2 separate regions of the Homo sapiens genome follow, and region 2 is linked to region 1. Evidence: read pairs that join two places in POLR2A ChIA-PET (ENCODE). Cell type or tissue: HepG2. All regions are shown on one strand. Links, peaks and the distances in the headings refer to the core of each region. The heading gives the core; the rest is flanking DNA. Region 1 has its middle 7.9 kb from the start of LDHD. Region 2 overlaps WDR59 (WD repeat domain 59).

What was found. Peaks named below come from ENCODE experiments on the same cell type or tissue, not always from the same donor. Only the 100,000 strongest peaks of a DNase experiment are listed, where the experiment ranks them.
Region 2: POLR2A ChIA-PET joins it to region 1 with 7 read pairs; 4 of 35 experiments call an interaction of 5 or more read pairs at or near these places.

Annotation. Positions count from the first base shown.
Region 1 is chr16:75,117,297-75,132,029 of GRCh38, reverse strand. It overlaps a transcript of ZFP1 not described here. Among named protein-coding and RNA genes, the nearest start is that of LDHD, 7.9 kb to the right of the region's middle. In HepG2, for the core only: no CTCF peak of the experiment used is centred there; a DNase peak (open chromatin) is centred at 12,689; H3K4me3 peaks cover 1,698 bases.
Region 2 is chr16:74,960,360-74,975,864 of GRCh38, reverse strand. WDR59 (WD repeat domain 59) reads left to right here. Exons shown (of 26, transcript NM_030581.4): 2 at 10,043-10,092. Among named protein-coding and RNA genes, the nearest start is that of WDR59, 17 kb to the left of the region's middle. RefSeq lists a silencer at 12,076-12,296. In HepG2, for the core only: no CTCF peak of the experiment used is centred there; no DNase peak of the experiment used is centred there.

The DNA.
Region 1 (14,733 bases), core at 10,597-14,596:
CATCAACCAAACTTGATTTGAACTAACCAACTGTAAAACAGACATTTTCTTTTTTTTTTTTGAGATGGAATCTCTGTCACTCTGTCGTCCCGGCTGGAGTACAGTGGTGTGATCTTGGCTCACTGTAACCTCCACCTCCTGGGTTCAAGCGATCCTCCCACCTCAGCCTCCCAAGTAGCTGAGATTACAGGTGTCTGCCCCTGCACACGGCTAGTTTTTTGTATTTTTAGTAGAGACAGGGTTGTATCATGTTGGCCAGGCTGGTCTCGAACTCCTGACCTCAGGTGACCCACCCACTTCGGCCTCCCAAAGTGCTGGGATTACAGGCGTGAGCCGCTGTGCCTGGACAAGATAGACATTTTTTGAGACAATCCAGGTAAGCAACGAACCGAGGTGGACATATAAACTCATTCAAATATGGCAGGGGTGAAGGACCCAGCTAGGATGAGAGGGGAGTGTGTACCCAGCTAGGATGAGAGGGGAGTGTGCACTCCCGATTTGATGGGAAGAAAAACGAGGGTAGGTAGATCGTTGTTTTGGTGATGTTAGCAACGTGATGCTTCTCATTTGCTGTGGGAGGAAAACGAGCTAGGAATTAGCTTCAAGAACAGCAGCCGCATCACTCCAGGATGGTCCTGAGCTCTGCCCCGGGGAGGGTGAATATGAAAGAGTTGTGAAGTCTTTTCTTTCACCTACCTGGAAAACTGCTGCTCATCCTCAAATTTCCTCTTCCGGGAAGCCTCCCTGGCTTGCCCCACTGCCCAACCCCATCCCATCCTGAAAGCCCTCCCTGAGCTTCCCTCCTCATGCTCCTGAGGGTGGCCCACTCTAAGTGGGACACTGATACCTAGACTTGCAGGGTGAGGAAGAACTGGCCAGGTGGAAAGCCTGGAGAATATGCCAGACCGAGGGCACAGCGTGTGTCAAGAGCAAGCCTGGCTAGAGCTTGAGGCCCACAGGGACAGAAAGGAAAGCTGGATCTTAGGAGGTCAATGAGGAGGTTGGGAGGAAGCGGGATATAGGAAAGATGATAAATGGATATCAGGCCCTAAAAGGTGCCAGATCTGTGGGGAGGTCAGCAGGGCACAGCAGGATTTTTAAGGCCACTGCAAGGGCTTTGCATTTGTTTGAGGGGCCACAGGAAGCCACTGAAGCGTTTTAGGCCGTGGAATGGTCTTTATCCCTCAGTTTTGTCAACCAAAAAAAAAAAAAGAATCAAACTGTAAAATACTTGAAGGGATTTACTCATGTGAGTATTACGGTAGGTAGCTAGGCAGGCATGAACAGGGCAAGAGAAGGCTCCCCCTCCACCCAACAGGAAAGTCAGGCCACCCTCAGGTGATGGTCAGGCAGTTACACTGTTTCTCTAAAATAACAGTTGGTGGCAGCCTGCTCCAGGGAAAGGCAGTTTCCCAATAGATACAAAAACCTGAAACGGATGATCAGCTTCCCAATAAGATCTCAGGAGTTGGGTGACTGAGCTTGAGCATGCGTACTAAGAAGCAAAATGATGGAGTTTAAGAGATATATGACCTTCTAGGAACATTCAGCTGGTAAGGGAAGAAAGCCTCAAGTCAGCATGCGTACAAGGCCAGTCAACAAATTGCACGTTTCCCTCCCAAGCGCTAGCAGGCCACTGACCATGTGGACAACCCACCTCAAAAAAAGAATCAGGGGAGAAGGGCTGCAAGACCCCCAGAAGCGTGCCACCATATAAAACTCCAAGTCAGGCTGGACATGGTGGCTCATGTCTGTAATCCCAGCATTTTGGGAGGCTGAGGCAGGCGGATCACTGGAAGTCAGGAGTTTGAGACCAGTCGGGCCAACATGGTGAAACCCCATCTCTACTAAAAATACAAAACTTAGCCAGGTGTGGTAGTGCATACCTGTAATCCCAGCTAGCTACTGGAGAGGCTGAGGCAGGAGAATTACTTGAACCCAGGAGGTGGAGGTTGCAGTGAGCCGAGCTTGCGCCACTGCACTCCAGCTTGGGCGACAGAGTGGACTCTGTCTGAAAAAAAACAAAAAACAAAAAAACCACAAGTCAAAAGGTCAAACCACACACTTGTCTTTCAAGTTGCCCTCTTGGCCCTCTTCCAAGTGTACTTTCCTTCCTTTTGTTCCCACTCTAAAGCTTTTTAAATAAAATTTCACTCCTGCTCTAAAACTTGCCTTGGTCTCTCCTTCTGCCTTATGCCTCTGTGAACCCCAAAAATCTGAGGCAGATCTCAGTTAATTTAGAAAGTTTATTTTGCCAAGGTTGAGGACACATGCCCATGACACAGCCTCAGGAGGTCTTGGTGACATGTGCCCAAGGTGATCACAGCACAGTTTGTTTTTTTACATTTTAGGGAAACATGAGACATCAATCAACATATGTCAGATGAACATTGGTTCTGTCTGGAGAGGCGGGACAACTAGAAGTGGGGAAGGTTTTCCAGGTCATAGGTAGATAAGAGACCAATGGTTGCATTCTTTTGAGGTTCTTATTAGCCTCTCCAAGACAGGCAAAAGGATACGCATTTATCTCAGTGAGCAGAGGGGTGACTTTGAATAGAATGGGAGGCAGGTTTGCCCTAAGCAGTTCCCAGCTTGACTTTTCCCTTTAGCTTAGTGATTTTGAAGACTCAAGATATTTTCCTTCACATTCCCCCTTTTTCTTTTTAAAAATCTTTTAGAGAAAGCATTTTAGAAGAAAATCAGTCTCTGATCTCAGGTTTCATCTGATCTCTCATGGCTAGGATGGTTTATTCCTAGACAGGTAAGTCCCTAGTTGCTAGGAAAGCTCATTTTTAGAAGGTTGTGAAGTCTCACGTCCTCTGAAGAGAAAATAGGGGGAGGAAAGGAGAACAACAACAAACAAAAGAACAATCCTGAAAAATTGATATAGGCCACATTACTCCGAAGTCCATACATCAGTAGACAGATACGAAAGTGGCTGGCCCGGCGCGGTGGCTCACATCTGTAATCCCAGCACTTTGGGAGGCTGAGGCAGGCGGATCACCTGAGGTCGGGAGTTTGAGACCAGCCTGACCAACATGGAGAAACCCCGTCTCTACTAAAAATACAAAATTAGCCAGGCGTGGTGGTGCACTCCTGTAATCCCAGCTACTTGGGAGGCTGAGGCAGGAGAATAGCTTGAACCCCGGAGGCGGAGGTTGCAATGAGCCAAGATTGTGCCATTGCACTCCAGCCTGGGCAACACAAAGAGCAAAACTCTGTCTCAAAAATAAACAAACAACAAAAAAAGTGGCTTATGTATATAAATATAAATAGGTTGCTGTTATTTTCTTCTGAAGTTTAAGTTGTCCAGCTTCAGTTCACAGGGCTTTATGAAAACACAGCTTAGTTTTCAGTGACTCCAGATTAGGCAAAATGGGGAAAAAAAGAAGGAAAAATTTGAAAACATTATTTTGAAGACACGTTGCCAAGAAAAATTAGAATTTGGTTCAAACTGTAGATAATAATAAGAATTGAAAAATATTAGACAAGACTAGAATCTAACAATGAGTGTTACTATAGTTTTGGAAACATAATTTTCCTCTCTCTAGTTTCCTATTTTTACTAAAGACAAATCATGGTAGGACTGGTTTGCTTTATTGTACTTGGCCTAATTATTTGTATACACTACAGCAAAAATAATTAATGTTTACACAGGCTTTTAAACTGGTTTTGATGGAACGTTGTCCCAGAGAAGGAATCTCAGATAAGACTTTTTTTAAAGCCGAGCCCAGCCATGAATTTGTACCATCAAATACTGATGAGTTGGGTAAATTCTTCTCCTCTTGAGGTTCCAAGATAAACGTGGGGCTCCTGGGCCCCACAGTGACATTCTTTACTTACCACAGGTCAGGAACCCTTTACAGGGACTGTGTAGACAAAGGTATGAGGCCAGTTTTTCAAGGGGCTTTTATTGGCTCCATAAGTGAAGTTTGATTCCTTAAAGGAAAGCACACCGTTCTGGTCAAAGTCTTGGTAAAAATAACTAGTTTCTCCAATGGTGTCCTGTTACAAATGAAAACAGATTCTTTTTGCACTTATGCAAATAACTGTATTGTCATAAGTTAGGAATACTCACAAATAGTTTCCAAAATCTGTAGAAATCAGGTAGAGAGAAACAAATATGCTCTGAATTTTGTTCTTGAGTATACTTAACTCAATTGTTAAAAGTTGTAAATAGCTTAAAAGTTTTCTTGACTCTGAAAAGCAAAACAAAGATCAGCAATGTTTTAAGCAAAAAGTTAAAAAGATTACTTCAGACTTCTATTAGTTTAGTCCATGCAGTTAATTCCTGTTCTGCTTGATATTCATGAACATTTCAGCCCTCCCTGAATCCTGAAAGTTTTTCCTTTATGCTGATGTCACAATCTCCAAAGTTATCAGAAACCTGCATTCAAGAGCACCTGTTAGGCCAGACACAGTGACTCATGCCTATAATTTCAGCACTTTGGGAGGCTGAGGCCAGCGGATCTCTTGAGGCCAGGAGTTCAAGACCAGCCTGGCCAACATGGCGAAACCCCATCTCTACTAAACATACAAAAATTAGCCAGGCGTGGTGGTACATGCCTGCAGTCCCAGCTACTTGGGAGACTGATCTCCTCATGCTTCCCTCTTCATGCTCATGCTTTTTTTCTGAGACAGAGTCTTGCTCTGTCGCCCAGGCCGGAGTTAAGAATCACTTGAGCCCAGGAGGCAGAGGTTGCAGTGAGCTGAGATCATGCCACTGCACTCCAGCCTGAGCAACAGAGGGAGACTCTTTCCCTGCCCAAAAAAAGAGCACCTGTTAGAGTTTTAGAGTTTTACAGCTGATTATAAAACTACCTTTTATAAAATCAGTTTTATAGCTGATTGTAAAACCAAAGAGGACCAAAACAAGACGATTATCCGTGAATGACAAAAAGTTTTAGAGCAGCCATAGTCAAAGATACAATTGGCAAGGAAATTTGTTACTTCTGCAGCACACAATAATTTAACATAACAATTATGGTTATTACTGATAATGTACATTAAGTCAGATCAGAATTATAGGAGTTTCTCATAATTTTGGGACACATACCAATAACATATTTATAGGAATACAGCCCAAAGAAAACCAAACACCATTTTATATTTGACAATGCTTCCTGTATAATTTTTAGACCAAATAAGCCAAATATGTCATTTTTGGATTTTAGAGAACCTATTAATAACATTTTAAAAGACTAGTTAGGTCAGAAAAAAACATAATTTATAATTTTATCTTGGAAAGTTTGTCAAATATCAAAGGTATAAAACACTTGATATTACAAAATAGGATTACAAGTCATTGCAAAATAATTCATTTAACTGGCTGGGCGTGCTGGCTCATGCCTGTAACCCCAGCATTTAAGGAGGCCAAGGTGGGTGGATCACCTGAGGTCAGGATTTTGAGACCAGCAGGCCAACATGGTGAAACCCCATCTCTACTAAAAATACAAAAATTAGCCTGGTGTAGTGGCGCATGCCTGTAATCCTAGCCACCCAGGAGGCTGAGGCAGGAGAATCACTTGAACCTGGGAGGCAGAGGTTGTAGTAAGCCAAGATTGCACAATTGCACTCCAGCCTGGGTGACAGAACAAGACTCTGTCGAGGCGGGTGGACTTTGCAAGGCTGAGGTGGGCAGATCATGAGGTCAAGAGATTGAGGTCATCCTGGCCAACATGGTGAAAACCTGTCTCTACTAAAAATAAAAAAATTACCTGGGCATGGTGATGCACGCCTGTAGTCCCAGCTACTTGGGAGGCTGAGGCAGGAGAATCGCTTGAACCTGGGAGGCGGGGGTTGCAGTGAACCGAGATCGTGCCACTGCACTCCAGCCTGGCGACACAGCAAGACTCTGTCTCACAAAAGTAAATAAATAAATTAGTTAATTAATTAAAAGAAGAATTCATTTAACCAAAGTGATAACTCAAGGATTTAAAAAATACAGTGAAAACCTTCATTCTTTTTTTTTTTTTTTTTTGAGATGGAGTTTTGCTCTGTTGCCCAGGCTGGAGTTCAGGGGGTTGATCTCAGCTCACTGCTCACTGCAACCTCTGCCTCCCAGATTCAAGCGATTCTCCTTGCCTCAGCCTCCTGAGTAACTGGGATTACAGGCACCTGCCATCATGCCTGGCTAATTTTTGTATTTTGGTAGAGATGGGGTTTCACCATGTTAGCCAGGCTGGTCCTGAACTCCTAACTTCAGGTGATCTGCCCTCCTCGGCCTGCCAAAGTGCTGGGCTTACAGTCATGAGCCACCGCACCCGGCCTGAAAACCTTCATTCTTTAAGAGAAGAGATTTAAATGATAAGCCCTAGTAAAAACAACATGAAGCCAATTAAATTTGTTTTCCAAAATTTTATAAACAATTTATAAAATTTTCATCTTGATCATAAAATACAACTTCCAGCTGGGCACGGTGGCTCAGGCCTGTAATCCCAGCACTTTGGAAGGCCCAGGTGGGTGATCACTTGAGGTCAGGTGTTCAAGACCAGTCTGACAAACATGGTGAAACCCTGTCTCTACTAAAAAAATACAAAATTAGCCAGGTGTGGTGGTGCATGCCTGTAATCCTAGTTACCTGGGTGGGTGAGGCAGGAGAAATCTCTTGAACCTAGGAGGTGGAGTCTGCAGTGAGCTGAGATTGTGCCATTGCACACCAGCCTGGGCGACAAGAGCCAAACTCCGTCACAAAACAACAAACAAACAAACAAAAGTACATACAGGCAGATAGAAGGATGTGATAATTTTAATTAAAAAAAAATTTTTTTCGAGATAGAGTCTTGCTCTGTTGTCCCAGCTGGAGTGCAGTGGCATGACCTCAGCTCACTGTAACCACTGCTTCCTAGGTGCAAGCAATTCTCCTGCCTCAGCCTCCCAAATAGCTGGGATTACAGGTGCGTGCCACCATGCCTGGCTAATTTTTGTATTTTTAGTACAGATGGGGTTTCACCATGTTGGCCAGGCTGGTCTCAAACTCCTGACCTTTGATCCACCCACCTCGGCCTCCCAAAGTGTTGGGATTCCAGACCTTAGCCAGTGAGCCCAGCCCATTCCTCTTTCTTAAACTACCAGCCATTTTACTTTAGTACTAAATTTATCATACAAAATTCTTTCTCATATGAAATTATTTCTCTTTAAGCTTTCTTACCAAAAAAAAAAAAAAACCTCTTTATTTTTATAACTTTTTTTTACATCTCTTTTATTCCCTGGTTCCTTTTACCTTGCTTTTTTTTTTTTTTTTGAGATGGAGTCTTGCTCTGTTGCCCAGGCTGGAGTGCAGTGGCACCATCTCAGCTCGCCGCAAGCTCCGCCTCCCAGGTTCATGCCATTCTCCTGCCTCAGCCTCCCAAGTAGATGGGACTACAGGCGCCTGCCGCCACGTCCAGCTAATTTTGTTTTTGTATTTTTAGTAGAGATGGGGTTTCACCGTGTTAGCCAGGATGGTCTCGATCTCCTGACCTCATGATCCACCCGCCTCAGCCTCCCAAAGTGCTGGGATTACAGGCGTGAGCCACCATGCCCGGCCCCTTTTACCTTGTTTTATACATGACCTTTAAATTAGCTTTGAAGCCGGGCGTGGTGGCTCACGCCTGTAATCCCAGCACTTTAAGAGGCTGAGGAGGGCAGATCACCTGAGGTCAGGAGTCCAAGACCAGCCTGGCTAACATGGCAAAACCCTGTCTCTACTAAAAAATATCAGAATTAGCCAGGAGTGGTGGTGGGTGCCTGTAATCCCAGCTACTTGGGAGGCTGAGGCAGGAGAATCGCTTGAACCTGGAAGGCAGAGGTTGCAGTGAGCTTTGTACCACTGCACTCCAGCCTGGGCAACAGAGCAAGACTCTTGTCTCAAAAAAAAAAAACTTTCAATTAGACAAAAATTGTTCACCTTTTTCAAAAGGACACACTTATTTTTTATTTGTATTTTACTTTTTTTGAGATGGAGTCTCACTTTGTCACCCAGGCTGGAGTGCAGAGGCGCAATCTTGGCTTACTGCAACCTCTGCTTCCTGGGTTCAAGTGATTCTCCTCCCTCTGCCTCCCGAGTAGTTGGGACTACAGGTGCGTGCTATCAGGCCCAGCTAATTTTTTTTTGTATTTTTAGTAGAGACAGGGTTTCACCGTGTCGGCCAGAATGGTCTTGATTTCCTGACCTTGTGATGCATCCTCCTTGGCCTCCTAAAGTGCTGGGATTACAGGTGTGAGCCACCACACCTGGCTGGGACACAACTTTTTTTAAGAAAGAATGTTTTTGGCCTGTGTGGTGGCTCACACCTGTAATCCCAGCACTTTGGGAGGCTGAGGTGGACAGATTGCCTGAGCTCAGGAGTTCGAGACCAGCCTGGGCAACATAGTGAAACTCTGTCTCTACTAAAATACAAAAAATTAGCCAGACATGGTGGCATGCATCTGTAGTCCCAGCTACTTGGGAGGCTGAGGCAGGAGAATTGCTTGAACCCTGCACCACTGCACTCCAGCCTGGGTGACAGAGGAAGACTCTTTCTCCAAAAAAAAAGAATGTTTTCCTACATATATATATATATATATATATATATATATATATATATATATATACATATACACACACACACACACACACATTCTTATATATATATTTGTAGGAAAACATTCCACAAATATATATACACATATATATATATATACACATATATATATTTTAGACAGAGTCTCTGTGTCGCCCAGGCTGGAGTGCAGTGGCATGATCTTGGTTCACTGCAACCTCCACCTCCTGGGTTCAAGTGATTCTCCTGCCTCAGCCTCCTGAGTAGCTGGGACTACAGGCATGCACCACTGTGCCCAGCTAATTTTTGCATTTTTAATAGAGATGAGGTTTCACCATGTTGGCCAGGCTGGTCTCAAACTTCTGACCTCACGTGATCCACTCGCCTTGTCCTCCCCAAGTGCTGGGATTACAGGTGTGAGCCACTGCACTTGGCCCAAATATATTTTTATTGGAAAATACCCAAATAATAAAATCTCTATTATTTAACTTTAGATTCAAAATTATGAGTTTGTCTATATTTATCCTATAATATTTACTTATTTTATTTTAATTACTTACCTAGATTATTTATAAAAACTGTGCTTGTCATTATTTAAAATTATGGAACTGCCATTGCAAAATTATCACTGAGACAGTGAAAAAGATTGCACCTAAGTGACTCCATCTTGCTTCTAACCTCCAAGCTGTTCTTGTTCATTCCTGGGCATAGGCCAAACTAACTTTGGGAGGAACTTATAATTTAGCTTTGAAACAAAGATGATAACAGTGCTTTTCCAAAACAAACACTATTGCCTATAGACCGGACTGCCTAAAGCCACAAGATGAGAAGTTATGGTAATCTTACTAAATTTAAGATGTAGCTATTTTTATTAAACCAATATTAATGTCTTATTTATTAAAGATTTGTTAAATATAGTGAACTCCAAGTTTCTCTTCAAAGAATCAGTATGTCAGTATGTTCAGCTCTCTTATTCTTTGATTCTCCATTTTAAAGTTTAGCTTCCTGGTTCTCTTTGCCCCCTAGCTTCTAGTTTCAGTAAACAACTTTCCCGCCAGTCCTAATCAGTAGTTCACAGCTGTTCCCCTGGTCACCTGCTTTGACCTGAGTCACTCTTGGTCACCTACTCTGTCCTGATTCATCCTGAGCCAACTGTTCTGTAACCGCCCTTACTGCTAAACTACTCACCCTGCCACTCCGGCTGGTACTCCTGCTCTTTTTAAAATAGTCAATTGGAATTAGCTTAGACTGTGCGGTCCAACCCTATCCAATAGGGGAACGACACAGCAGTAGGGGCTACCTGCATGAGGAATAAGAACTCCTGCCCCTCCCCTGTCCAAGTGTGCTCTCACCATTGTTTCATCTGCGAGGGGCACCTTTTCTGCAGAAAGTGAAAATTGCCTTGCTGAGAAAACTAAATTTATGTTTGAGTGCTATTTCTTTGTGGCACTGGGGAATAAGCATTTTGCATTTCTAACAAGCTTACACAAGCAAAGATCATTCTGTTTTGGGCTGGGTATACAGTTTTGTAACCCCTATGAGAAATTTTGACACCTTATAGTATTTGGCAGGGATAAGTATGAAACTGCTGGATTAATATGCAAACAAAAATGTATGCTGGCAATTCTTCAGACATTTCTAATATTACTTTACCAGTAATTTTAAGGCTAGCTTATTTATTAATAATTTTACTGAGTTACATAAACTTGAAAAAATATTTGACGAGTCTTTTTTCCTGATAAAGCATTTCATTCGAGCACTTTTATTTTCTTAAGCCAGTTAATTAGAGCTCTTTTAAGCATTTTCAGTAGTGAAGCATTGTGTACACAACACATAAATACATAGACGTATTAGGCATGCTGATAGAAGTACATCTTATGGATACACTCAGATTATTGATAACCTGCTTCACAACCCTAGGCAGTTGTCAGCTAACTAGCCTTATGTTTGCATATTAAAGGAAACAACTCAGGTGAAAATCAAATAGCAAAATTTACATCATAAGGTACAGAGAGAAAAAGTCTGATGGTGCCAGAGGGAGATGAAAGATGAATGCCAAATCAAACATAAAATTAAAGAAATTTGCCGGGTGTGGTGGTTCATTCCTGTAATCCCAACACTTTGGGGGGCCGAGGTGGGCGGATCACAAGGTCAGGAGATCGAAACCATCCTGGCTAACACGGCGAAACCCCGTCTCTATTAAAAATACAAAAAATTAGCTGGGCGTGGTGGTGGGCGCCTGTAGTCCCAGTTATGTCTGTACTCTCTGGAGTACAGAGATCACCCCACTGTACTCCAACCTGGGTGACAGCGAGACTCTGTCTCAAAAAAAAAAAAACAAAAAAGAAATTTATCATAGGATTGTATAAGGAGACTAGTTTTATTTAGATAAAGGGACTACCTTTTAAGTGGATCTCTGAGCTCTGGGCAGAGCCCACACTGAATCCTGGGTCTCCAAGAAGGGACACTTATTATGAGGTTAGAACACGTGATGCTTTTACAGTGCACTTTTTAAAAAACTTCTTTTAAACAAAGACATTTCTAAGTGTCTAAACCATAGTCTTCCTTAAAAACCCAAGGGTAGGCTGGGTGCAGTGGCTTATGCCTGTAATCCCAGCACTTTGGGAGGCTGAGGCGGGCGGATCATGAGGTCAGGAGATCGAGACCATCCTGGCTAACACGGTGAAACCCGTCTCTACTAAAAATACAAAACAAACAAACAAACAAACAAACAAACAAAAAACAAGCTGGGCATGGTGGCGCTTGTAGTCCCAGCTACTTGGGAGGCTGAGGCAGGAGAATGGCGTGAACCCGGGAGGCGGAGCTTGCAGTGAGCCGAGATTGCGCCACTGCACTCCAGCCTGGGCGACAGAGTGAAACTCAGACTCAAAACAAACAAACAAACAATACAAAAAACAAAAAACAAAAAAACCCAAGGGTAACCTCTGTTGCAATAACTATTTTAGTCAAAAAAAAAAACAAAAAAAAACCCAAAAAAAAACCACAAACAGGTAACAACAATACAAAAGTAAGCAGTTGAAGAGACGAGACGAACTTGCCTGTTTACACTCTGGGGATTGCATAAGAAAAAACAGGTTTCTCCCTTAAAGGGAGCCTGGTGCCTTCTCTGTTCTCTTTAAGGAACCCCAGCTATTATAAACTATTTTAGGTCCCTCATGCAGCAGAGGGTGCAAGAGAAAGGAGATACAGCCGAAGTAAATGAAGAAAACAGAATTCAGTCAACTGAGAAGAAAAAAACTTTCGCTCAAAAAAAGACAAGATTCTTGGAGAAAAACAAAAACAAAAACATGAAGTCCTTTTAAATACAAACACACACACGCACATGCGCACACACACACACACCACACATACACATGCACATCTTCGATGTTAGCTTTTAATTAAGCTGACTTTTAATCATTGAGCTCCTTTAAAAAAATCTTTTAAAATCTCATTACCATATTTCAGCTAGGACAAATTGCTGCTATTTCAGAAGCACAGCCATTGCTCTTTCAGTTTGGCCTGGCTAGCAAAAAGGTGGCCTCGTTGTGTAACTAAAGCCACTTAGTAGTCAAAATAAAAAATCTTTCCTTTTTTTTTTCCTTTTGCTGGCTGTTTTTCACCCCCTATCACATCATCCTTTGTGTATGTGTGTGTGTGTGAATTTAGCCACTTCAGAGGCCTTGTTCCCCATAATTTGGGACTTCCTTTGTATTTGATCAAGTCAGATAGAGTTGATCAAACCCAATGGGAAAAAGACTGAAAGAACAACAAAAAGAGAAATGAACAACAACAAAACAGTTAAGCAAAACAAATGATCACACAATTTATATGATTACTAAGCTTTCTAGTGGTAAGGAGAAATTAAGACCAGCTGGTTGTAATCTTAACTTTAGCCAAAACAAACCCCAATTCAGTTACTTACCTAGGGATGGGTTTCAGGCTGAAGACTGCTCTCTACCATCCTAGAAGCAGGGAAAAACCCTCATCTTCCCTGTTGGTTGCGAGCTCAAACACCATAAAGGAGTTACCTGCCTTCCATCAACATGGAAGCAGGAAAAATTTGCCTTCCTTGTGTTAGAAGCAAGTAAAACTCCAAAAAAAAAAGAGGAGTTGTACAACAAAATGAACTTTAGATCTTGACCAGATTTTGAAAGATAAGGTATTCTCTGGAGGGTGTGCTTCCGGGCCTCAGCAAATTGTCCTATTGGTTTGAGCCATAAAGATAGCTCAAGCTGGTACCAAGCACTGATAGCTTTGTCAAAGGTCAGGGGCGCCTCCAGTCAGAATTCTTCTGTGGTTACCAAAATATGAACCCCCCAAATCTGAGAAAGGTCTCAGTTAATTTAGAAAGTTTATTTTGCCAATGATGATGGTGTGACACAGCCTCAGGAGATCCCAATGACATGTCCCCAAGGTGGTCAGAGCACAATTTAGTTTTATACATTTTGGGGAGACTTGAGACGTCACTCAACATACGTAAGATGAACATTGTTTGGGTCTGGAAAGACAGGGAGGGGGCTTCCCGGTCATAGGTAGATAAGAGACAAATGTTTGCATTCTTTTGAGTTTCTAATTATCCTCTCAAAAGGAGGCAATCAGATATGCATTTAGCTCAGTGATCAGAGGGGTGACTTTGAAAGAATGGGAGGCAGGTTTGCCTTAAGCAGTTCCCAGCTTGACTTTTCCCTTTAGCTTAGTAATTTTGGGGGCTCAAGATATTTCCCTTTCAGACCTCTTCAGTAGAATTCTTTCTTCTGATGAGGCAAGCATTGAGTTTTATGTAGACCTGTATGGATTTCCCACCACTCACATGAAGACCATGACCTGTGACACATTCCCTGGAGGTCCTGAGAACATGTACCCAAGGCAGTTGAGTTACAACTGGTTTTATACAGTTTAGGGAGGCATCAGACAGTAATCAATATAAGCAGGGTATGCATTGGTTCCTTCTGATTGAGGGAGGAGCTTACAGGTCATAGGTGAATTCAAAGACTTTTCTGATTGGCGCTGGGCACGGTGGCTCACACTTGTAATCCCAGCATTTTGGGGAGCCAAGGCGGGTGGATCACTTGAGGTCAGGAGTTCGAGACCAGCCTGGACCAACATGGTGAAACCCTGTCTCTATTAAAAATACAAAAATTAGCTGGGCATGGTGGCACTCCTGTAATCCCAGCTACTTGGGAGGCTGAGGCATGAGAACAGCTTGAACCCAGGAGATGGAGGTTGTAGTGAGCTGAGATCACGCCACTGCCTGAGCAACAGAGTGAGACTCCATCTCAAAAAAAAAAAAAAATTTCTGATTTTCAATTGGTTGAAAGAAGTTATTATCCAAAGACTTGGAATCTTGGTATACAACAACAAAATTTTTTTTAAATAAAAAATTTTAAAAAAGACAACCTGGAATCAATAGAAATAAGCATCTGGGTTAAGATAAGGAGTTGTGGAGACCAAGGTTCTTTTTTTTTGAGACAGAGTCTCGCTCTGTCGCCAGGCTGGAGTGCCGTGGTGCGATCTCAGCTCACTGCAACCTCCACCTCCTGGGTTCAAGCGATTCTCCTGCCTCAGCCTCCCAAGTAGCTGAGACTACAGGCGTGTACCACCATGCCCAGCTAATTTTTGTATTTTTAGTAGAAACGGGGTTTCACCATGTTGGCCAAGAGGGTCTCTATCTCTTGACCTCGTGATCCTCCCACTTTGGCCTCCCAAAGTGCTGGCATTACAGATGTGAGCCGCTGCACCCGGCCCAAGGTTCTTATTATGTAACATAGATGGTAAATGTCTAAGGCGTTAAAAGGTGCCAGACTCTTAGTTAAATCTCCCTTAGATCAGGATAAAACCTGGAAAGAGGCTGGACGCGGTGGCTCATGCCTGTAATCCCAGCACTTTGGGAGGCCAAGGCAGGTGGATCACGAGGTCAGGAGTTCAAGACCAGCCTGGCCAAGATGGTGAAACCCTGTCTCTACTAAAAATAGAAAAATTATCTGGGCACAGTGGCAGGCACCTGTAATCCCAGCTACTTGGGAGGCTGAGGCAGGAGAATCGCTTGAACCCAGTGGGTGGAGGTTGCAGCACGCTACTGCACTCCAGCCTGGGCCACAGAGTGACTCTGTCTCAAAACAAAACAAAACAAAACAAAAAACCTGGAAAGGGGAGGGGATTCTCTACAGATTCTAGATTTTCCCCACAAAAGACAGCTTTTTGGAGCTAT
Region 2 (15,505 bases), core at 6,923-10,922, 150 kb after region 1:
TTTTTTTTCTAGAAAATTTAATATAAAGATGTGGTGATGAATGGGAGAAGAACAAAGACGTTAAGGATTTCGTGCCAGACTGTGTTAAGATTTAGGTTATGCCACCTGTCTTCCATGTGATCTTGGGCAAGTTACTTCCTTTCTAAGCTTCAGTTTTCTTTTTTAAATTTTTTTTTCTTTTTTTTACTTTTTTTTTTTTTGAGACGGAGTTTCACTCTTGTTGCCCAGACTGGAGTGCAGTGGCATGATCTCGGCTCAGTGCATCCTCCACCTCCCAGGTTCAAGCAATTCTCCTGCCTCAGCCTCCCAAGTAGCTGGGATTACAGGCGCCTGCCATCATGTCCGGCTAATTTTTTGTATTTTTAGTAGAGACGGGGTTTTACCATGTTGGCCAGGCTAGTCTCAAACTCCTGACCTTAGGTGATCCACCCGTCTTGGCCTCCCAAAGTGCTGGAATTACAGGCATAAGCCACTGTGCCCAGCCTTGTTTTTTTTTGTTGTTTTTTGAGACAGAGTATTGCTGTCTCCCAGGCTGGAGTGCAGTGGCGCGATATAGGCTCACTGCATTCTCCAACTCCTGGGTTCAAGCGATTCTCCTGTCTCAGCCTCCCGAGTAGCTGGAATTACAGGTGTGTGCTGCCATGCCTGGCTAATTTTTGTATTTTTAGTAGAGACGAGGTATCGCCATGTTGGCCAGGCTGGTCTTGAACTCCTGACCTCAGGTGATCCACCGACCTTGGCATCCCAAGGTGCTGGGATTACAGGTGTGAGCCTCTGCGCCCGACTGACTTCCTTCATTCATAAAACAAGGATAGTAGTGCCTACTTGTGTTGGGGGTTCCCCAGGCCATGCCAGGCTCAGTGACTTATAAGGAGGCTTCACAGTCATATTTGCAGTCATTACATATTACAGCAAAAGGACACAATGCAGAATCAAAGGGAAAAGGCAAATGGCATGAGGTCAGAAGGAAACCAGGCCGAAGCTTCCCAGAGTCCCCTCACTGTAGACGCACACAGTATATGCTTAATTCCTTTCGTGTGTAACTGGAACAATGTGTGAGAGACATTGTGTACCAAGGAAGTTCATTAGGGACTCAGTACCCACAATTTCTATTTAGGGCTGGTCATGTAGGCACCGTCTGCCTTAACAGGTACCAAAATTCCAGACCTTCAGAAGGAAAGTAGGCACTCAGCGTAAACTACGTCGTTTGTACATACAGTTGAGGCACAGGGAGGCTCTCTTACTAGTTAAGGAGCAGTGGAACCCTCCTAAAATCCACGTTCTAGATAGCAGCCAAGAGCCACCCTTGCAAGCAGGCCTCGCAAGGATAGTAGTAGCCTCATGCCCGCTGTGCCAACTCTTTTCTGCATACTACCTTGTAGACTAGCTGTGAGGATTAAATGACAATATCAGTTTGGAACACCTAGCGTAGTGGTCGGTATATGTTAAGCAGTTGATAAATGTTGATTACCATTATTATTAAATTAGAAAACTGGCCTAAGGAAGCAACACACTTGGCCTGACAAAATAGCCCTCTCCTCTGCCCTGTCATTTTGCAGGTGAGGAGTGTGAGCCCCAGAAAGATTAGGTGACGTACCTAGTAGTACCCAGTGTGGGCCATTTTAGTGTGTGGGAAAGTGAGACTGTTTCCATTTAATTAAATTTAATTAATCAATTGATTTTTTTCTTTGTTTTTGAGATGGAGTCTTGCTTTTCGCCCATGTTGGAGTGCAGTGGCATAATCTCAGCTCACTGCAAACTCTGCCTCCTGGGTTGAAGCAATTCTCCTGCCTCAGCCTCCTGAGTAGCTGGGATTACAGGTGCCTGCCACCATGCCCAGCTAATTTTTGTATTTTTAGTAGAGACGAGGTTTCACCATGTTGGCCAGGCTGGTCTCGAACTCTTGACCTCAGGTGATCCACCTGCTTCAGCCTCCCAAAGTGCTAGGATTACAGGTGTGGGCCACTGCGCCTGGCCAATTTTTGTGTTTTAGTAGAGACAGGGTATCACCATGTTGGCCAGGCTGGTCTTGAACTCTTGACCTCAGGCGATCTGCCTGCCTTGGCCTCCCAAAGTACTGGGATTACAGGTATGAGCCACTGCGCCTGGCCGAATTAATTAATTTTTAATTTTACAATCCACCATGACATTCAAAGAATGTTCTCATTTAAAAGAGAAGACTTCCTGAGCAACACCCCTATTGCTGAGCGTGTGAACAAGAGTCTCCGATAGGTAACGTGTAGTGAGTATTAGACAAGGATGGCTCAGAAACTGTTGGGCCAAGCATGGTGGCTCACGCCTTGTAATCTTAGCACTTTGAGAGGCCAGGGCCGGTGCATCACTTGAGCCCAGGGGTTCGAGACCAGCCGGGGCAACAGAGTGAGACCCCATCCCTACAGAAAATGAAAAACTTAGCTGAGCATGGTGGCTTGTGCCTGTGGTACCATTTACTCAGGAGGCTGAGGCAGGAGAATTGCTTGAGCCCAGGAGTTTGAGGCTGCAACGCCACTGTGCTCCAGCTGGGGTGATGGAGAGAGACCGGCCCCCCCGCCAACCCCAATCTAAAAAGCAAAACAACAAACCAGCTTTGGCAGCAGTGTTCATGTATAATTTTATGGTTTTTGAGACAGAGTTTTGCTCTTGTTGCTCAGGCTGGAGTGCAATGGCGCAATCTTGGCTCACTGCAACCTCTACCTCCCGGGTTCAAGCGATTCTCCTGCCTTAGTCTTCTGAGTAGCTGGGATTACAAGCATGCGCCACAACACCTGGCTAATTTTTTGTGTTTTTAGTAGAGATGGGGTTTCTCCTTGTTGGTCAGGCTGGTCTCAAACTCCCGACCTCAGACCTCAGGTGATCTGCCCGCCTCGGCCTCCCAAAGTGCTGGGATTACAGGCGTGAGCGACCGTGCCTGGCCAATATCTAATTTGAATAGAAATTGGATCTTGTCCTCTGAAATGGTCGGACCCTTTTAATAATCAGTGGTTTTCAGTTTGTGGCTTTAGTCTGTAAAACCTCTTTTTTTTTTTTTTTTTTTTTTTTTTTTAAGACAGAGTCCTGCTCTGTCACCCAGGCTGGAATGCAGTGGCTCCATCTCGGCTCACTGCAATCTCCATCTCCCAGGTTTCAAGTGAATCTTGTGCCTCAGCCTCCTGAGTAGCTGGGATTACAGGTGTGCGCCACCACGCCTGGCTAATTTTTGTATTTTTAGTAGCCATGTTGGCCAGGCTGGTCTCAAACTCCTAACCTGAAATGATCCACCCACCTTGGCCTCCCATCGTGCTGAGATTACAGGTGTGAGCCACCGTGCCTGGCCTAGACATGAGTTTTAATCTAATTCTGACTGCAAAGCCGATGCATACCGTTTCTGCTGCACCAGGCTACCTCCATTTTATGCCTGGAGAAAGGGCAGAGTTTTTCCTCCCTTTGATAAATTGTGGTCTGTTGCTTTGGATTGCTGAAACCAAGTGCTTCAGAACACTGTTGCCTTTGGAAGTTGACTCACCAAGAAATTTTTTAAACGAGGACAGCAGCAATTTGTAGTCTAATAGAGTCTCATGGAATTGATTTCCTTCATTAGCCATCAGTTAGCTTGACGTTTCCAAATTATTATATTTACTCCAAGAGAATCAGAATCAAATATCACCATCAATTCTCATTTCATAAAGGGCATGTAAATCCTAAAGTGTTAAGTGTGCCAAAAGTCACCATCCTTCTTTGCAGTTGAAGGAACAAAGACTTCTAAGAACTTCATTCTCTTCTGTTTAAAGATACCTGTTTTGATAGAGAGCAGTCCTGGACAATAAGTTTGTTTTCCTACAATTGAGGAGGACTTTTCAGTATGGAAAAGCAAGAGTTTGGCTGGGCATGGTGGCACATGCCCATAACCCTAGCCCCTTGGGAGGCTGAGGCAGGAAGATTGCTTGAACCCAGGAGTTCAACACCAGACTGGGCTACATAGCGACCCCCCATCTCTACACAAAATTTTAAAATTAGCCGGGTGTGGTGGTGTGCATCTGTAGTCCCAGTTACTTGGGAGCCTGAGGCAGGTTAATCACTTGAGCCCAGAAGTTTGGGGTTACAGTGAGTACCACTGCACTCCAGCCTTGGCGACAGAGTGAGACACTTTCTTAGAGGCTGGGTGCTGTGGCTCACACCTGTAATCCCTGCACTTTGGGAGGCCCAGGCAGGTGGATCACTTAAGGTCAGTAGTTCGAGACCAGCCTGGCCGACATGGTGAAACCCCATCTCTATTAAAAATACAAAAAACAGCCAGGCACGGTGACAGGTACTTGTAATCCCAGCTACTCAGGAGGCTGAGGCGGGAGAATTGCTTGAACTCAGGAGGCAGAGGTTGCAGTGAGCCGAGATTGCGCCACTGCACTCCAGCCTGGGTGACAGAGCAAGACTCCATCTCAAAAAAAAAAAAAAAAAAAAAAAAGGAAGGAAAGAAGGAAGGAAAACTGATGAAAATTTTACAGTATAAAGTGTATGGGTAAGGTACACAAATCTTTTTTTTCTCTTTTTTTTGGGACCACTGTCAGAAACAAAATTTTGTTCATCACATTATTCTAATAGAACGTCTCACACAGCATGCAGTGAGCTATTGAAGTTTATTGTCCTAGGAGGTATTAACGAAACGAATGAACTTTAAAAGTTTAGATAAACTCGTGGGTGATAAATTATTAAGGGGAATTATCAAGAGAAACCACCAAAAATATTCTCAGAGATGTCGAGGAACACCTTGGCACATTGTGAGCTGGAAGGACCTTGATTTTGACTTGGTTCTGACCTACCATCTTTTTTTTGGCTTTTTTTTTAGACAGGGTCTTGCTTTGTCGTTTAGCCAGGAGTGTAGTGGTGTGAACATTGCTCATTGTAGCCACAACCTCTCGGGCTCAAGTTATCCTCCCCTCAGCCCCCCAAGTAGCTGGGAGTACAAGTGCATACACCATTCCTGGCTAATTTTTTTTTTTTTTAAAAGGTGTGGTTTAATCATGTTGTCCAGGCTGGTCTCGAACTCCTGGGCTCCAAGCAATCCTCCTGCGTTGGCTTCCCAAAGTCCTGGGATTATAGGTGTGCACCACCATGCCCAGCTGCAACCATCTTTCATACTACAGAGTTTTACAGAGCACCTCTGTGTACAAAGCAACTTGCTGGGTGCTCTGGGAGAAATGAAATAGACCATGCTCAGCAGGGGCTCATCAGCTAGTGGGAGAAGAAAGATGTGTATAGCAATAACTAAACACAGCAAGCTGTGGCAAGTTCTGTGATGCAGGGGCAGAGAAAGTGCTTTCGGAAAAGGTGGAACCTGCTTAGAGAGGTCCTTGGGAGAGCTGCTTTTTTTTTTTTTTTTTTTTTTTTTTTTTTTTGGAGACAGAGTCTCTCTCTGTCACCCAGGCTGGAGTGCAGTGGCGCATCTTGGCTCACTGCAAGCTCCGCCTCCTGGGTTCATGCCATTCTGGGAGAGCTTCTTAGGGGAGGTATGTCTTGGGACTTAGAAGATAAGTAGAATTAAGTGAAATGACAAATGACAAGGTATCACATTGCCTGCCTTTAAATTATACTACAAGGCTGTGGTAACTCAAACAGCATGGTACTGCTAGAAAACTAGACATATAGACCAATGGAACAGAATAGAGAACACAAAAATAAAGCTACATACCTACAACCAACTGATCTTTGACAAAGTTGACAAAAATTAACAATAGGGAAAGGAGTTCTAGACTAGCCTAGGCAGCATGGTGAAACACTATCTCTACCAAAAATACAAAAAATTAGCTGGGTGTGGTGGCATGCGCCTGTGGTCCCAGGTATTTGGGAGGCTGAGGTGACAGGATCACTTGAACCCAGGAGACGGAGGTTGCAGTGAGCTGAGATTGAGCCACTGCACTCCAGTCTGGGCAAAAAATTGAGACCCTGTCTCAAGAAAACCCCCCAAAATCCCACAAAAATTAGCAGGCTGAGGTGGGAGGATCATTTGAATCTAGGAGTTTGAGGCTGCAGTGAGCTGAGATCATGCCACTGTACTCCAACCTGTGTGACAATTTGGGAGGCTGAGGTGGCGATCACCTTAGGTCAGGAGTTCAAGACCAGCCTGGGAAACATGGTGAAACCCTAAAAATACAAAAATGAGCCGGGCGTGGTGGCACATGCCTGTAATCTCAGTACTTGGGAGGCTGAGGCAGGAGAATCACTTTAACGCGGGAGGCAGAGGTGGCAGTGAGCTAAAGCCATTGCACTCCAGCCTGGGCAACGAGAGTGAAACTCCATCTCAAAAATAAAAACAAAAAAACAGGCCGGGTGCAGTGGCTCACACCTGTAGTCCCAGTACTTTGGGAGGCTGAGGTGGGTGGATCACAGGGTCAGGAGATTGAGACCATCCTGGCTAACACGGTGAAACCCCGTCTCTACTAAAAATAAAAAAATTAGCCGAGCGTAGTGGCATGCACCTGTAATCCCACCTACTCAGGAGGCTGAGGCCTGAGAATCACTTGAACCTGGGAGGTGGAGGTTGCAGTGAGCCAAGATCGTGCCATTGCACTCCAGCCTGGGTGACAGAGTGAGACTCCGTCTCAAAAGACAAAACAAATATGTATAATATATATATATTTATAAGTAGCCAGTTTAAATTTTAGTCTGTAAGTGGATATAAAATGCCACTTTACACCTCTAACCTGTCTTTAATCCCCAGCAGGCACCTTTCTTCAGACTGCTGGGAAATCCTATCTCAGTCATTGCAGGGCTTCCCCTCCTCACTTGCAGTGTGGTCATACAAAAATTCCACAGTCCCGTGGTTCTTAACCCACGTCTAGAATTCCCCACCTGGTGTGCTGAGGGTGGAGAGGGCTTGGATTGCAGACTCCTTTCCCCCACAAAGCACTGACTTTCTCTGGTTAGGTCGTTTTCACTTCCTCTGCTCAGTGTTCCCTTTCTCCATTCCTTCTTTGGGACAGCTTAGTGTAAGCTTCCTCAGTGTGCTCCTGCAAACATGGTGGTAACCTGTTTTTTCTAGGGTAGTGGTGGGAAAAATCACGTAGGTGGTGTTGTGGTGGTAGTTTTTCTTTTTTTTAAATAACTTCCTCTGATATGGGTGAGTTATGATAGTCTATTTGCCGTTTTTGTTTTGTTTTGTTTTGTTTTGAGACAGAGTCTTGCTCTGTCGCCCAGGCTGGAGTGCAGTGGCAAGATCTCAGCTTACTGCATGCAGCCTCCACTTCCTGGGTTCAAGCGATCCTCCTACCTCAGCCTCCTGAGCAGCTGGGACTGCAGATGCATGCCACCACGCCTGGCTGATTTTTGTATATTTAGTAGAAATGGGGTTTCGCCATGTTGGCCAGGCTGGTCTTGAACTCCTTACCTCAGGTGATCCGCCTGCCTCGGCCTCCCAAAGTGCTGGGATTACAGGTGTGAGCTACTGCACCCGGTCCATATTTAGCATCTTACAACAACATCCATTTATTAGCTCACAGTTCTGTAGGTCAGAAGTCGAGGCACTCTCAGCTCCTACATGCTGTCTCAGGTCCTTGCCATGTCCTTCTGTCTTTGCAGCCAGCAATGCGAATCTTCATGTTGAATCTCTCACCCTTTTAATCTCTGACTTCCTGTCTCTGACATCTAGACATAGATTTAAAGGACTGATGAGACTAAATCTCTCAGTCTCCCCGTCCTCTAAATTTTCATCATCCCAAATAGGAGCTCTGTACCCATTAAACAGTAACTCCGCATTCTCTACTTCCCCAGACCCTGGCAACCTCCATTCTACTTTTTGTTTCTATGAGTTCATCTGCTTTAGGTGGAGTCATATAATGTTTGTCCTTTTGCATCTGGGATACTCTACTTAGCATGTTTCCGAGCTCCATCCATGTTGTAGCATGTATCAGAATTTCCTTCCCTTTTAAGGCTGAATAATATTCCATTATATGTCTGTACCACATTTTGTTTATCTGTTCCTCCATTGGTGGACATTTGGGTTGTTTGAGGTCTTCTATCTTTTTTTTTTTTTTTTTTGAGACCGAGTCTCGCTTTATTGCCCAAGCTGGAGTGCAGTGGCATGTCTCGGCTCACTGCAACCTCTGCTTCCCGGGGTCAAGTGATTCTCCTGCCTCAGCCTCCTGAGTAGCTGGGATTACAGGTGCCTGCCACCATGCCCGGCTAATTTTTGTATTTTTAGTAGAGATGAGGTTTCACCATGTTGGCCAGGCTGGTCTCGAACTTCTGACCTCAGGTGATCCATCCGTCTTGGCCTCCCAAATTGCCAGGATTACAGGCATGAGCCGCCGCGCCCAGCCGAGTTCTATCTTAAGGTCAATTGATTGGGACCTTAATTACATCCATAAAATCCCTTCCCAATAGTAGCTAGATTTGTGTTCAGTGAATGTTGAATAGCAGGGAAGAGGTGTGTATATACCAAGGGCCTGGAATCTTGGGGGCTGTTAGGATTCTGCCTACCACAGACTCCCCAGAAAGATTACACAGATCTTGTTAGAGGAACCATCTTGCCCTCCTCCTTATCATCTCCTTACTGTCTGTAAATTGCACAGAGGAATCCTGGAAATGGCATCTCATTTCACTGCCTGCCTTTCCTTCTGGGCTTCGCTCTGCTCCTGACTCTGGTGCACTGAAGGATGCATGTTAATCACTTTGCAGCCTCCGGTGAGAGTACTCTGGCTTCTTGTCCCCAATGTTACTTGTGATGTTTCTTGAGGGTAGATGACTTGAGAAATCCACTAAATAAGGCCAGCGAGGGTGAGGGAAAGAAGGTGCTTACCATTTGTGATTTGTGATTGTCGCAGAATGTATAAAATGGATTCTTCGTTGATACTGTCTTGGAGAGAACTTAGAGCATTTAATAACCAAACAGTGGCACAAACTGTTTCATGATACTGGCATGAGAGTGCAGCAGGATTTGAACTTGTCCAAAGAAATTCAGGGCAATAACTGCCTGGATTAAAATAAGCCTTGTGCTCAGCCTGAATGCACATTCTTTGGACTCATTGCAGTCTCTTGGGAGTTAGACGTTGGCTCCTGAAACGATGTGATAGTGCTCCCTGGGAATTGGGAGACCCGGGAAATAGAAACCAGTTAAATGCACTAGAAATTTCAGAGCGAATGTGACCTGGGGATGTCAGTATCCAGAATATGACCTTGGATTCAGCAGGGGTGGTGTCTGAATATTGCCAACTGCCATATGGCTTGAGGAGAAGTCCATGCCCTTTGGAAAGTCACGGGTGTCTTGGGTGTGTGTGGGGTGGGGGTGTCCAGGTTAGGTTTCACTTGCAAGAAGGCTCTTTGTTCATAGTAGCTGCTGTTTTCTCTGAGCTAGTCAGCCTCCCCATGGGCTCCAGGACTTCTGTCTCTTCAATTTATTTATTTTTATTTATTTTTTGAGATGGAGTCTCAGTCTGTTGCCCAGGCTGGAGTGCAGTGGCTCAATCTCGAGTCACTGCACCCTCCACCTCCCACGTTCAAGCGATTCTCCTGCCTCATCCTCCCGAATAGCTGGGATTACAGGTGTCCACCACAACACCGGGCTAATTTTTGTATTTTTAGTAGAGTTGGGGTTTCACCATGTTGGCCAAGCTGGTCTTGAACTCCTGACCTCAGGTGATCTGCCTGCCTTGGCCTCCCAAAGTGCTGGGATTACAGGTGTGAGCCACCCCGCCCAGCCTGTCTTTTCAATTTAGAATGTACCAGCTTGGTTGCATGTAGTCTTGGTGTGGGGGTAACAGGTAGCAACTGCCCTATTGTCAAAAATGAATGTGTACTTGGGAGGCTGAAATGGGAGGATCACTTGAGACCAGGAGTTGGAGTCCAGCCTGGGCAACATAGCAAGACCCTGTCTCTACAAAAAATAAAAAAAGTGAATGTGGAATTGGGTTGTAAATTAGAAGTGGGTGGGTAGAAGCATCCACTGTAGAGAACTAATGATACCTGCGAGCTGGGGACTTCTTGGGAGACAGGAAGAGGAAGAGCCACAGAGACCTCTGCCTTCTATCCCCGGCTGGGTTTGCTGGCAGCACTGACTCTGTGTTCTCTCTCTCAGGCAACTGCGATGTCTGTGGACTGTCTTGGGCAGCATGCAGTGCTTTCTGGGTAAGTAAGCTTGCCGAGTTTGTCTGCCATGATTTCTGGAAACGATTTGCAAATCGGGGTTTCTGGGAACTTGGAAGCTATTCTTATATTTACGGATTATGATCATAGGGTTTAGTTCTGATATCCTGTTTGCCTCAGGGCTACTCGGAGGGATTATTTGCAGTTTATTTTAATCTCTGCCCTAATAGGTAAGCAATAAAACACCTTTGAAGTTTTAGTGACTGGTAGCTTGAACTTGAAATTGCAGTTTTCTGTTTACTGCAAGACTCAAGGATGTTTGCTACTACATACCTGAAGGATGAAATCTATTTTGGTGAAGCAGGTGGTTCCTAGGATTGAAGGAATCTGAGTTCCAGTTTGACGGTGCCACTAACTGTGAGCCCCTGGACATTTATTCAGTTTGGCTTAACTGGACTTTGGTTTTCTCATGAAGGAATTTGATTTCATCATGAAGGAACTGAATGACAAGTTTCTGTAGCATCTTCTGGCTCAAAATTTTTAAGACTGGCAATTAAGGGCCATCTCTGCTTTTCTAATAACCCTAACATCGTACTATTGGGATAAAATGTAATAATCAAGCCAGGCATGGCCTGTAGTCCCAGCTACTTGCGAAGCTGAGGCAGGAGGACCACGTGAGCCAAGGAGTTCAAGACCAGCCTGGGCAACATAGCAAGACCCCATCTCAAAAAAAAATTTTTTTTTTTTTTTGAGACGGAGTTTTGCTCTTGTCGCCCAGGCTGGAGTGCAGTGGCGCGATCTCGGCTCACTGCAACCTCTGCCTCCTGTGTTCAAGTGATTCTCCTGCCTCAGCTTCCCAGGTAGCTGGGATTATAGGCACGTGCCACCACGCCCAGCTCATTTTTTGTATTTTTAGCAGAGACAGGGTTTCACCATGTTGGCCAGGCTGACCTCGAACTCCTGACCTCAGGTGATCTACCTGCCTTGGCCTCCCAAAGTGCCTCCTAAAGTGCTGGGATAACAGGTGTGAGCCACCGTACCCAGCCAAAAATTTTTTTTTGATGGTCATGGTCCCCTTTTCCTTTCGTGTTGCTCTCGAGTACAGTCCTTACCTCTAGGATCCACTGTATTTTCATTAATGTAGTTGTTTATGAACCCATTTACAAATCAGTGAAAATATTTTCTTTTCTATCAGCTTCATTACTTTATTTTGAAATTATGTTTTAATTTACCTTTTTTAAAAAAGTATACAACATGGTAAACGTGTAAAAATTTCAGAAGGATATACAATGAAAAGTAAATTTCCTTCCTACCTCTGACCACCTCCCTGGAGAAAATTATTTATATCATTTTTTTGTGTGTCATACTGGGTGCCTAGATAAGGGAAAGTTGGTATCTCTTTTCTGCCTCCAGCTCCCTGCTCTTTTTTTTTTTTGAGATGATGTTTCGCTCTTGTTGCCCAGGCTGGAGTGCAGTGGCACGATCTCGGCTCACTGCAACCTCCGCCTTCCGGTTTCAAGTGATTCTCCTGCCTCAGCCTCCCGAGTACCTGGGATTATAGGCGCCTGCCACCATGCCCAGCTAATTTTTGTATTTTTAGTAGAGATGGGGTTTCACCATATTGGCCAGGCTGATCTTGAACTCCTGACCTAGTGATCTGCCCGGCTTATTCTCCCAAAGTCCTGGGATTACAGGTGTGAGCCACCGTGCTTGGCACACATTTTTACTATTTTTCAACATGATCTTGAATCTTTATATTTCATTTTCTTTCTTTTTTTCTTTTTTTTAGAGATGAGGGTCTTGCTTTGTTGCCCAGGCTGGTCTTGAACTGCTGGGCTCAAGTAATCCTCTCACCTTGGCCTCATTTCATATTCTCTCTCTCTCTCTTTCTCCCTTTTTCTCTTTCTTTCTTTTGAGACAGGGTCTCACTCTGTCACCCAGGCTGGAGTGTATTCGCTGATGTGATCTCGGCTCACTGCAGCCTTGACATCCCAGACTCAAGCAATCCATCTGCCTCTGCCTTGGCCTCTTGAAGTATTTTCTCTTCTTTTTAAAAAAAATTTAATTTAATTTTAAGTTCCAGGATACATGTGCAGGATGTGCCGGTTTGTTACGTAGGTAAACGTGTGCTATGGTGGTTTGCTGCACCTATCAACCCATCACCTAGGTATTAAGCCCCACATGCATTAGCTATTTATCCCGATGCTCTCCCTCCCCCTGGCCCCCCAACAAGTCCCAGTGTACATTGTTCCTCTCCCTGTGTCCATGTGTTTTCACTGTTCAGCTCACACTTATAAGCGAGAACATGTAGTATTTGGTTTTCTGTTCTTGTGTTAGTTTGCTGAGGATAATGGCTTCCAGCTCCATCCATGTCCCTGCAAAGTACATGATCTCTTTCCTTTTTATAGCTCCATAGTACTCCATGATGTATATGTACCACATTTTCTTTATTCAGTCTATCATTGGTGGGCGTTTGGATTGATTCCATGTCTTTGCTATTGTGAATAGTGCTTCACTGAACATATGCGTGCATGTATCTTTATTTTTATTTGTATTTTTTTTTGAAGACGGAGTCTCTCTGTCACCCAGGCTGGAGTGCAGTGGCATGATCTCTGCTCACTACAACCTCTGCCTCCCGGGTTCAAGCAATTCTGCCTCAACCTCCCGAGTAGCTGGGACTACAGGTGCACGCTGCCATGCCTGGCTAATTTTTTGTATTTTAGTAGAAACGGGGTTTCACCATGTTGCCCAGGCTGGTCTTGATCTCCTGAACTCAGACAATCCACCCACCTCGGCCTCCCAAAGTGCTAGGATTACAGGCATGAGCCACCGTACCTGGCCATATCTTTATAATAGAGTAATTTAGATTCCTCTGGGTACATACCCTATAATGGGATTGCTGGGTCAAATGGTATTTCTGCCTCTAGGTCTTTCAGGAATCTCTCACCTCTCCTACTCAACATAGTATTGAAAGTTCTGGCCAGGGCAATCAGGCAAGAGAAATAATGAATATTCAAATAGGAAGAGAGAAAAAAAAAAAGAAAAAAGAAAAAATAAATAGAGAGGAAGTCAAACTGTCCCTGTTTGCAGATGACATGATCCTATATCTAGGAAACCCCATTGTCTCAGCCCAAAAGCTTCTTAAGCTGATAAGCAACTTTAGCAAAATTTCAGGATACAAAATCAATGTGCAAAAATCACAAGCATTCCTATACACCAACAATAGGCAAGCAGAGAGCCAAATCATGAATGAACTCCCATTCGCAATTGTTACAAAGAGAATAAAATACCTAGGAATACAGCTAACAAGGGAAGTGAAGGACCTCTTCAAGGAGAACTACAAACCACTGTACAAGGAAATCAGAGAGGACAGAAACAAATAGCAAAACATTCCATGCTCATGGATAGGAAGAATCAATATCGTGAAAATGGCCATACCTCCCAAAGTGATTTATAGATTCAATGCTGTTCACATTAAACTACCATTGACATTCTTCACAGAATTAGAAAAACTATGAAATTCATACGGAACCCAAAAAGAGCCTGTATAGCCAAGACAATCCTAAACAAAAATAACAAAGCTGGAGGTATTACGCTACCCGACTTCAAACTATCCTACAAGGCTACAGTAACCAAAACAGCATGGTATTGGCACAAAGCAGACATATAGACCAATGGAATAGAATAGAGATATCAGAAATAAGACTGCACATCTACAACCATCTGATCTTTGACAAACTTGACAAAAACAATCAATGGGGAAAGGATTCCCTGTTTAACAAGTGGTGCTGGAAGAACTGGCTAGCCATATGCAGAAAATGGAAACTGGACCCCTTCCTTAAACCTTATAAAAAAATAAACTCAAGATGGATTAAAGACTTAAATGTAAAATCCAAAACTATAAAAACCCTAGAAGAAAATCTAGGCAGTACCATTCAGGACATAGGCATGGGCAAAGATTTTATGACAAAAACACCAAAAGCAATTGCAACAAGAGCAAAAATTGACAAATGGGATCTGATTAAACTAATAAGCTTCTGCACAGCAAAAGAAACTATCATCAGAGTGAACAGACAGCCTACAGAATGGGAGAAAATTCTTGCAACCTATTCATCTGACAAAGGTCTAATATCCAGAATCTACAAGGAATTTAAACAAATTTACAAGAAATAAACAACCCCGTTAAAAAGTGGGCAAAGGACGTGAACAGACACCTCTCAAAAGAAGACATTTATGCAGCCAACATATGAAAAAAAGCTCATCATTACTGATCATTAGAGAAATGCAAATCAAAACCACAATGAGAGACCATCTCTCGCCAGTCAGAGTGGCAATTATTAAAAAGTCAAGAAACAACAGATGCTGGTGAGGCTGTGGAGAAATAGGAATGCTTTTACACTGTTGATGGGAATGTAAATTAGTTCAACCATTGTGGAAAACAGTGTGGTAATTCTTGAAAGACCTAGAACTTTCATTTTCTTATATTGGGTTTTTTTTGTTGTTGTTGTTGTTTTGAGACAAGGTTTCACTCTGTTGCCTAGGCTGGAATGCAGATCACGGCTCACTGCAGTCTCGACTTCCAGGGCTCAAGTGATCCTTCCACCTCAACCTCCAAACTGCTGGGACTGCCGGCATGTACCACCACGCCTGTCTGGCTAAGTTTTTTTTTTTTGTAGAGACAGGGTCTCCCTGTGTTGCCTAGGCTGATCTTGAACTCCTGGGCTCAAGTTGATCCTCCTGCCTTGGCCCCCCAAAATGCTGGGATTATAGACGTGAGCCACTGCACCTGGCATTTTCTTATACTGAATTTTACAATATGTGTAGTAAATTGTATAAAGTGTGGTAAACTTAAGTAAATAGCTGAAATTTACAAATATATATACTCATGTAATCACCATTCTGATTAAGATACAGAAATTTTTTTTAGAACCTTGGAAGGTCCTTCAAATCTGGAAATCTGTATCTTTTAGTTTAGAGAAATGTTTCTGTATTATGTCTTTGATCATTTTCTCCCTTTTATTTTCCCATTTTCTTTCTCTCTCTCTTTTTTTTTTTTTTTTTATTTTTGAGACGGAATCTTGCTCTGTCACCAAGGCTGGAGTGCAGTGATGAAAACTTGGCTCACTGCAACCACCTCTGCTTCCTGGGTTCAAGCGATTTTCATGCCTCAGCCTCCCAGGTAGCTGGGATTACAGGTGAGCGCCACCAAGCCCAGCTAATTTTTGTAGTTTTATTAGAGATGGGGTTTTGCTGTGTTGGCCGGGCTGATCTCAAACTCCTGACCTTGGGTGATCCACCCACCTCAGCCTCCCAAAGTGCTGGGATTACAGATGTGAACCACGTACCTGACCTCATTTTCTCTTCTCATTCTTTCTTGTTGGAATTCCTACTAGTAGTCAATGTTGGATATCTTGTATGACTTTGCTTCTGGCCTCGTCAGTTTTGCCTTCTGGGA